Linked DNA regions of Homo sapiens: region 1 is linked to region 2. A link is an interaction called in ENCODE POLR2A ChIA-PET data of the cell type or tissue named here. Cell type or tissue: PC-9. All regions are shown on one strand. Region 1 overlaps MSH2 (mutS homolog 2). Region 2 overlaps EPCAM-DT (EPCAM divergent transcript).

Region 1 (5,000 bases), 130 kb after region 2:
TTTATCTCCATTGCCCTTGACCCTAAATAACAGTACATTAGTATAATAATCACATTTTTTACCTGTTTGTGTGCTTTCCTTCTAAATGGAGAATAAGAATATAAAAGTGATTTATTTGGCATTTCTGCAAAGGGAGATGATAAAAAGAATCTGCGTTACTTAGCCTTTTTAAAAAACCCTTAGCCTATGAAGGCTACTATTTAAGGTTTGGTTGGATTTTGTATGTTGGAAATATGTTCTTTAAATCTCATCTTCATCAGTTTATAAAAGCAATATAAGTTCTTTGTAGATCATTATCATGCCATCCAGATGTAGTCATTATTGTTTTGATATAGGTTGTTTCAGTCTTTAAACCAAATTATACACTGTTCCGCTGTAACTCTTGTTTTGAAAACAGATTTGTTCCAATGTGGGTGGTATATTAGGGAACAATTTGAGCATAATGTAAATTTTGAGTTTGCTTATGCACAAATCCCTAGGCAACACTAGGTGAATGCAGAAAAATGCATGCAGCTGAACTCAGCAGTGTAGATATATACAAAAGATACACATACACACGCTCTTCAAATACCTACCTTATTTTCCTGTATGTGTTATGAACCATACCCATTCACATCTGGTATTACAACTTTGCCACCCATTTCAGACAGTATTCCTTTGACCATTCTGCAGTAACTCAGAAGCTGCAGCCCTTTAGAAGTCTACTCCACTGTGGCTCACGTCTGTAATCCCAGCACTTTGGGAGGCCGAGGTGGGTGGATCATGAGGTCAGGAGATCAAGACCATCCTGGCTAACACGGTGAAACCCCGTCTCTACTAAAAAAAAATAGAAAAACCTAGCCGGGCGTGGTGGTGGGCATTTGTGGTCCCAGCTACTCGGGAGGCCGAGGCAGGAGAATGGCGTGAACCGGGGAGGCAGAGCTTGCAGTGAGCCAAGATTGCGCCACTGCACTCCAGCCTGGGCGACAGAGCGAGAGTCCGTCTCAAAAAAAAAAAAAAAGAAAAAAAGAAGGCCACTCCACAAGCAAACCGCAGATGTTTTGCAAGGTGACTTATTTATTGTAATAGTTGTGTATTTCTTAACCATTTCACATGTATAAAACTGTGCTACTACTTTTATGAGGTTCCTGTCTTTATTTTTTTTAACATGTCGCTGGTGAAGGTTCTGAGAGTTGTGGCTTGAACTCCAGTTTTCTCATAAGCACGGTTTTTTGTTGTTTTTTTTTGAAATGGTCTCGCTGTGTTCCCCAGGCTGGAGTGCAGTGGTGTGGTCTCGGCTTTCTGCAGCCTTGGCCTCCCAGCTTAAGCTATCCTCCCACCTCAAGCTATCCTCCCACCTCAGCCTCCCAAATAGCTGGGACTGCAGGCGTGAGCCTTTGCCCACCTAATTTTTATACTTTTGTAGAGACAGTTTTTCCATGTTGCCAGGCTGCTTTGGAACTCCTTAGCTCAAGCAATCAGCCCGCCTTCACCTCCCAAAGTGCTGGGATTACAGGTGTGTCCTACCACACCCAGACGGCTCTGGTATTTACTGCATAGTGTTCTGATTTTTAGGAATACATACGTTGCATTATATAGCAGAACTGGCTGTATTCAAAAGTCTAATAGAAAATATTGATAGGGTGATAATGTATATAGTACTAATTGTCAGTTGCCATAATTTAACTAATATTGTTTTACTTTTTACTTTTTTTTTTTTTGAGATGGGGCCTTGCTATATTACCTAGGCTGGTCTTGAACTCCTGAGCTCAAGGAATCCTCTTGCCTCAACCTCCTGAGGATGTTTGACATTTTTTGACTTTTTTTTTTTTTTTTTTGAGACGGAGTCTTGCTCTGTCTCCCAGGCTGGAGTGCAGTGGCATGATCTCGGCTCACTGCAGCCTCCACCTCCCGGGTTCAAGGGTTCAAGCACTTCTGCCTCAGCCTCCTGAGTAGCTAGGATTACAGGTGTGCACCACCACCACGGCTGATTTTTGTATTTTTAATAGAGATGGGGTTTCACCATGTTGGTCAGGCTGGTCTTGAACTCCTGACCTCGTGATCCTCCTGTGTCAGCCTCCCAAAGTGCTGTGGGTACAGGCGTGAGCCTCCATGCCGGCCGGCTTTTTGGCAATTTAAATAGTTACAGTTACCTATTATAATTGATATTTAGCTAACATCTATTTTTATTTTAATATTCCAGGAAATTATTATGCAGAAACTTTAAAGGTCTGTGTACTTCTCTGGTGTTTTGATTTTTTTTTTTTCTTTTTCTGTGAGTAATTTTCTAAAACTGGTTTCTAGGCCAGGCTATTTATGTCTTGCTTTTTATTTTTTTTGGCGATGGAGTCTCGCTTTGTTGCCCAGGCTGGAGTGCAGTGGCGCTATCTCATCTTGCTGCAACCTCTGCCTCCTGGGTTCAAGCAGTTATCCTGCCTCAGCCTCCCGAGTAGCTGGGACTACAGGCACATGCCACCACGCCTGGCTAGTTTTTTGTATTTTTAGTAGAGGTGGAGTTTCACCGTGTTGCCCAGGCTGGTCTGGAACTTCTGAGCTCAGGCAGTCTGCCTGCCTTGGCCTCCCAAAGTGCTAGGATTACAGGTGTAAGCCACTGCTCCCAGCCTTATTATTTTATTTTTATGGATTCGGGGTATATGTGCAGGTTTGTCCCATGGATATATTGTGTAATGGTGAGTTTTGGACTTCTGTTGTGCCCATGAACATTGTACCCAATAGGTGGTAATTTTTCAATTCTCATCCCTCTCTCTGCCTCTGCCCTTTTGGAGTTCCCAGTATCTGTTAATTCTCTCTGTATGTCCATGTGTACCCATTGTTTAGCTCCTCTATTTTTTATTTTATTTTATTTTATTTTTGAGACAAGAGTCTTGCTGTATCACCCAGGCTGGAGTGCAGTGGTGCAATCTCAGTTCACTGCAACCTTGGTCTCTGGGTTCAGATGATTCTCGTGCCTTAGCCTCCCGAGTAGCTGGAATTACAGGTCCGTGCCACGATGCCCGGCTAATTTTTGTATTTTCAGTAGAGGTGGAGTTTCGCCATGTTGGCCAGGCTGGCCTCAAACTCTTGGCCTGAAGCAATCCGCCTGCCTTGGCCTCCCAAAGTGCTGGGATTACGGTGTGAGCCACTGCTCCTGACCCCATATTTTTTCTTTTAATTATAAAGGTAATAATGTAAAAAGAAGTCAACTCCCAGTTTAACTCTAGCAGAGTAACCAGTGTTAATTTTTTTTTTTTTTTTTTTGAGACGGAGTCTTGCTCTATTTCCCAGGCTGGAGTGCAGTGATGCCATCTTGGCTCACTGCAACTTCTGCCTCCTGGGTTCAAGCCATTCTCGTGCCTCAGCTTCCTGAGTAGCTGAGATTATAGGCGCCCAGTGCCACGCCTGGCTAATTTGTGTATTTTTAGTAGAGATGGGGTTTCACCATGTTGGCTAGGCTGGTGTTGAACTCCTGACCTCGTGATCCACCCGCCTCGATGCTGGGATTACAGGCGTGAGCCACTGAGCCTGGCCAATCCATTCCTTTTTATGGCTGAGTAGTATTCCATTGTGTGTGTGTGTATATATACATATATATACACACATATACATATATATACACGTATATATGTATGTATGCGTATATATGTATGTGTGTGTGTATATATACACATATACATATATATACACCTATATATGTGGTATGTGTATATATATGTGGTATGTATATATATGTGGTATATATATGTGGTATGTGTATATATATATGTGGTATGTGTATATATATATGTATATATGTGTGTATATATGTGGTATGTATATATATATGTATATATGTGGTATGTATATATGTATATATGTGTGTCTGCATATATGTATATGTGTGTATATATACACGTATATGTGTATATATATACGTATATATGTGTATATATACATATATACGTATATATATACACACACACATATATATACACATATGCAGGCACACATATATATACATATATATATATACATACCACAGTTTCTTTATCCACTTGTTGATTCATGGGCATTTGGGTTGGTTCCACGTTTTTGCAATTGTGAATTGTGCTGCTATAAACATCCGTGTGCAAGTATCTTTTTTGTATAATGATATCTTTTCCCCTGGGTAGATACCCAGTAGTGGGATTGCTGGATCAACTGGTAGTTCTACTTTTAAGGAATCTCCACACTGTTTTCCTTAGTGGTTATACTGGTTTACATTCCCACCAGAAGTGTAGAAGTGTTCCCTGTTCACTGCATCCACACCAACATCTATTTTTGATTTTTTGATTATGGCCATTCTTGCAGGAGTAAGGTGGTATCGCATTGTGGTTTTGATTTACATTTCCCTGATCATTAGTGATGTTGAGCATTTTTTTATGTTTGTTTGCCATTTGTATATCTTCTTGAGAATTGTCTATTCATGTCCTTAGCCCATTTTTTGATAGGATTGTTTGTTTTTTTTCTTGCTAGTTTGTTTGAGCTTGTTGTAGATTCTGGTTATTAGTCCTTTGTCAGATTTATAGATTGTGAAGATTTTTTTCCCACTCTGTGGGTTGTCTGTTTTTGTCTGTTTCCTTCTGCTGACTGTTCCTTTTGCCATGCAAAAGCTCTTTTTTTTTGAGACAGAATCTCGCTCTGTCGGCCAGGCTGGTAACAAAGACACAGGTACTGGTAATAACTGCCATGGCTTATTGCCTACATTAATGATGAAAGCAAATGCTAAATTTCAGCTAGAGGCTAGAGAAAATAAGCCTGGAATTTTCTTTTATGTTTATATACTGCTATGAATACCAGGAGTCCTTGGGTTAAGACTGTAGGGCTTTCTAAAGCCTGTGATCACTAGTGGAGAATGTAGCTTTACAAAGTCTAGTTGGAAATTGGCAACTGGGGGTTAGTACAAGTTACAAGGAAGGGATGGAATTTAAGATGCTAGTGAAAGCTTGGAGGATAAGGGAGCAGGTGAACTCATAAGGAAGTTTATGAACTGAGAAGGGCTGCAG
Region 2 (5,000 bases):
AGGCTAAATCTCCATGATAAGGATAGCTAGCATTTATTGAGTATTTGCTACCTTAAAAGATATTGCAATGTTGTGGCAAGTGAGGAAGCTGAGGCTTGGAGATGGTAGATGGTCTGCCAAGGACACACAAATCGTCAACTGTACAGTGAGAATTTTTTATTTTTTTATTTTTTTAGACAGAGTCTCCCTCTGTTACCCAGCCTGGAGTGCAGTGATGCGATCTCAGCTCACTGCAACTTCTACCTCCTGGGTTCAACAATTCTCCTGCCTCAGCCTCCCGAGTAGCTGGGATTACAGGCATGCACCACCATGCCCGGCTAATTTTTGTATTTTTAGTAGAGACGGTGTTTTACCATGTTGGCCAGGCTGGTTTTGAACTCCTGACCTCAAGTGATCTGCCCACCAGGACCTCCCAAAGTGCTTGGATTACAGGCATGAGCCACCACGCCCGGCCGTACAGTGAGAATTTGAACCCAGTTCTGTATGACTCCTGAATCCTCTTAATTTCCACACTACATCAGTATTCAACAGTCAGGACTGCCTACACAGGCTGCTTGATGGAGCTTCCCTGGCCTCCACAAAGAGAACCTCTCTCCATTAAGATTTGCTTTACATTAAGACTGGGACTTGCAGCACCTTGTCTGAGTCCCCTCCCTGACCAGCTTCCTTCTAGTAGCAGTTGTGAACTCAGTACTGCTTTCCTCTTACTCCAAAAAGTGCTGCTCTTTTCTTAAAAAAAAAAAAAAAAAAAAGTTTCTTCTGGTTATTTTTCACTGTAGAAGATTAAGAAAATCCTGAAAAGCACAGGAAGAAAATAAAATAATCCATAATTACGAAATTGAGATAATCTTTTAAAACAGCTTGATATATTTCCTTCGTGTACAAGGTGTTTTTCAGAGGCCTGTGGATCCCAGCCCCTCCACCAGCTCCTGACTCATGAGCTTCTCCCGGAAGCTTCTCCCTTTACTCTCATGGGCAAAGACTTCCTCCCTCAATCCCTCAAAGTGACCCCACAAGGACATAAGGCTATACCCTGCCACCTTCTCTTTTTTTTTTTTTTTTTTTTTTTTTGAGATGGAGTCTCGCTCTGTCACCCAGGCTGGAGTGCAATGGCACGATCTCGGCTCACTGCAACCTCCGCCTCCCGGGTTCAAGCGATTCTCCTGCCTCAGCCTCCTGAGTAGCTGAGATTACAGGCACATGCCACCATGCCGAGCTAATTTTTGTGTTTTTAGTAGAGACGGTGTTTCACCATCTTGGCCGGGCTGGTCTCGAACTCGTGACCTCATGATCCACCCACCTCGGCCTCCCAAAGTGCTGGGATTACAGGTGTGAGCCACCATGCCCGGCTTATCCTGCCACCTTCTAGCCTCAACTGAAAGTCAGAATTCTGGAGCCAAATTTTGGAGACATGTGGAGAACTGATACACAACAATTGTTACACTCTTTCCTCACTAAACTTTTTAAATTTTTTTTTTCATTTTTTATTTTTGGAGACCGTGTCTTGCTGTCACTCAGGTTGGAGTGCAGTGGCACGATCACAGCTCACTGCAGTCTTGACCTTCCAGGCTTAGGTGATCCTCCCACCTCAGCCTGCCGAGTAGCTGGGACTACAGGTGTGCACCAGCACGCCCAGTTAGTTTTTGTATTTTTAGTAGAGACGGGGTTTCACCATGTTGGCCAGGCTGGTCTCAAACTCCTGACCTCAGGTGATCCACCCAGATGATCCACCCGCCTCAGCCTCCCAAAGTGCTGGGATTACAGGCATGAGCCACTGTGCCCAGCTGATTACTCTTGTCTCCTGCTAAATCACAGACGTTTGGGGAGTTCCTTCAGGACCCCAATAAACTTGTCTGTGGAGGCCTGGGGAGTCTCTTCAGACCCCCAATAAAATTTGTTTAATCCTAAATGGATCCTGTTAAGAATTCCTCCATTATTTTGTCACGCTTTAAGGCCCAGGAAAGGCCTAGGCAAAACTCTTGGTGGGCTTTTGTTACATTCCAGTCTTTGTATAAGGGCACTGGCCCTTTCAGCTTTTAATATTTAACTTAACTACTCAGTCAGTACTTTCACAGTTGTTATGGAAGCCTGAGGATCTTGCCACTGCGCTCTAGCCTGGGTGACAGAATGAGACCCAGTCTAAAAAAAAGAAAAAAGAAAGAAAAGAATGTCCTGTATTCACACAACCACCACAGAACTGGACCTTCTTGAACAGTGCAGCATGGCTCATTCCTTCATTCTTTGATATCCCAACCCCTGCTCAGCATCTGCAGCATGGGGCACAGAGCAGGCACACCCTCCAATGCTGCTCTGTTCACTAGACGGCAGCTTTCTCCTCAGCCCTCAGTGTTCGGCTTGTGCACAGAAAACGTGAATCTAGATAATAAGAGCAAAGAACATCTCCACGGGACATAAGTAAACCACCACACCCCACCCACCTCTATCAACCTTATCTGCTTACTTGGAGCTCTGATCTCTAACAGGCAATTAATCCTCCCTTGTGGAACTCAAAAGTCACCTACCCATTCCCCAGGGAGCTGGGTGATAAGAAAGCGCAAAGTTTAGGATTACTCTTTGATAAGAGTCTTGCTTAAACAAGATCACATACAAAAGCCTGTCTGATCCCCACACCCTTCTCCCCTGGCTCCCCTCTCTCCTTTCTTCCTCTCTTGCTTGTAAGATTGCAAGATTGTGCAAGCCAACCCACAGACTTGGGCTCTGAAAGGCCTAATGCAAATTGCTTTTAGACACACACATTTCTTTCCCAGCCCTCTGTATTAGTCCACTCCCCACCCAGCAGGCCTCACCCTTACCCCCTACCTGGGAGTTGACGCTTGGGGCTCCCCTGGGAGCTGATTGCCCTGGTCTGCTCCTGGCCACTTCCCATTGGTGCTTGCTCATTTACATTTTAAAATTAGAGCAGAGTTCAACACTGTGGTTGGCTTTAGTGGCTCTATGAATTGTCCTACCCTGGTGAGAAAAATGCAGACAATATAGCCACCTGGGAAAACTTTGCTCCTAAAATAGCGCAGCCCCCACAGCATTCTGGCAACAGGTTGCTCTGTGGTGAGTCTCTGGCTCTGGGCTGATAGAAACACCCGGGGATGTAAATAGCAATGAGAAAAGGCCACTTGTACCACGATGACGTTTCGTGTTGGCGGGTTCTACCCCCACCCCAACCCCACCTAAGTTCTCTATTTTTGTTTTGCTTAAACTTCAGCTCACAGCATAAACACCCAGGGTTGAGGCTCCATTCTGCCCTAGAGCTGTGAGTGCAGGGTGAGGGGTTGTGGTGTCCTGTTCCTCCTACCATGTCCCAGCCCCTCTGTTTCAGTCTCAGCACTGTCCTCCCAGACCCTCCCTTCTGAAGGTCAGTTCCCTCTGCTGCAAAGTGGGAATAACAGCATTCGTTGGGAGGGTTGAATGAGTTGACAAAACCCATGCCTGGCACAGTGCCCGCCTGTGGCAGGCTGCAGTGTCTCAGGCCATGATTAAGACAGGGTTGTGGCAGTGATGCAGGTGCACACAGTGGTGAAGAAGCAGACGGTGGGGACCCTCTTGGCAGTCCCCGACCACACAGATGCATGGCAGGACCAGGAGGTGGGGGGCCTCAGGCTGAAACGGCCATCTCCCCAACTCCTCCTTGTTTGTCGGATTCCAGGCCAGCGCCTGGCAGCCCTTCGGCACAGAACTTCTTGTACATTCCACAGCAAGTGAAAGGGCTTTTGTCCCCACACAGGAAGAACAAATGACAAAGGCAATTGTGTGTCTCCCCACGGGCCCACACAGCAAGCTTGGGAAGAGAAAATTCTTTCCCCAAGAGTCCAGCTTTGCTGGAGCGGTTGCAGTCACAGATCAGTCAAACTGTGGCACAGCTCTGGAAGAGTGTGGCATCTGAGCTCCCACATGTGTGGCAGGGTGCTCATCGCACGCCCAGCACACACACATGTGCACAAACTCCAACACATTGCTCCTGCCCAGACTAGCTGGGCAGTGCGTCACAGATGCTCTAGCTGCAGGGGCTCAGGAGGGCATCACACCCACCCCCTTCAGGAGGTTATGGCTTTATTATTCCCTGATATGGTTTGGCTGTGTCCCTACCCAAATCTCATCTTGAATTGTAGCTTCCATAATTCCCACGTGTTGTGGGAGGGACCCGGTGGGAGATAATTGAATCATGGGGGCAGTTTCCCCCATATTGCTCTCATGGTAGTGAATAAGTCTCATGAGATCTGATGGTTTTATAAGGGGAAACCGTTTTCGCTTGGCTCTCATTCCCTCTTGCCTGCTGCCATGTAAGACGTGCCTTTGCTCCTCGCCTTCCTCCATGATTGTGAGGCCTCCAGCCATGTGGAACTATGAGTCTATTAAACTTCTTTTTTTTATAAATTACCCAGTATGGGCATGTCTTTATTAGCAGCATGAGAACAGACTAATACATTCCCCTTCCCAGGTGGGCCACAAAGGCCCAGAGGGTCCTACAACTCGCCATGGGTCTCACCGTGCTTGTCCTTTTCAGGCCTCATGGCCCACACTGTGAAGAATGTTAGGCACTATCAGAGAAAGATCTGTTTTCAAGAAGTCTATCCTGAAGGCCCTTCAAACACATAGTCATTGAGGGCCTATGAGAGGGTGGAGACTCCAGACTACCCACAGGAGATAAATTATACTGAAGAAATCATTCTCACTGGGACAGGATAGATCTCTCCTTTTACCATTTTTTTTCCATCCTTATTTTTCGTATTCTCTTGTAATTATCATAATAGGAAGCTGAGGGTTTGGAAGATTTTAAAATTTGTTAAAGGAAAAAACTTTTCTTATCAAATGAAATTATTATGCATCACTTTATTGGACCCCATGAATGGAATGGAATAACCCAACCCATTTCTGCTGCAGACTTGGCTGCCAGAGCCCTTGGTTGCTGAGTTTAGTGATCAGTCACAGTAACCAGTTCGTCCCAGGTACATCTGGTGCTCCTAATAGATGTCTGGCCTGGCATC

The links. Peaks named below come from ENCODE experiments on the same cell type or tissue, not always from the same donor. Only the 100,000 strongest peaks of a DNase experiment are listed, where the experiment ranks them.
Region 1: POLR2A ChIA-PET joins it to region 2 with 7 read pairs; 2 of 35 experiments call an interaction of 5 or more read pairs at or near these places.

Annotation. Positions count from the first base shown.
Region 1 is chr2:47,438,501-47,443,500 of GRCh38, forward strand. All of the region lies in intron 7 of MSH2 (mutS homolog 2), which reads left to right. Among named protein-coding and RNA genes, the nearest start is that of MSH2, 38 kb to the left of the region's middle. In PC-9, no CTCF peak of the experiment used is centred here; no DNase peak of the experiment used is centred here; H3K27ac peaks cover 680 bases.
Region 2 is chr2:47,307,547-47,312,546 of GRCh38, forward strand. The region is part of intron 3 of EPCAM-DT (EPCAM divergent transcript); the gene reads right to left. Among named protein-coding and RNA genes, the nearest start is that of BCYRN1, 25 kb to the right of the region's middle. RefSeq lists enhancers at 2,056-2,245, 3,506-3,575. In PC-9, no CTCF peak of the experiment used is centred here; DNase peaks (open chromatin) are centred at 2,835 and 3,415; H3K4me3 peaks cover 1,236 bases; H3K27ac peaks cover 3,756 bases.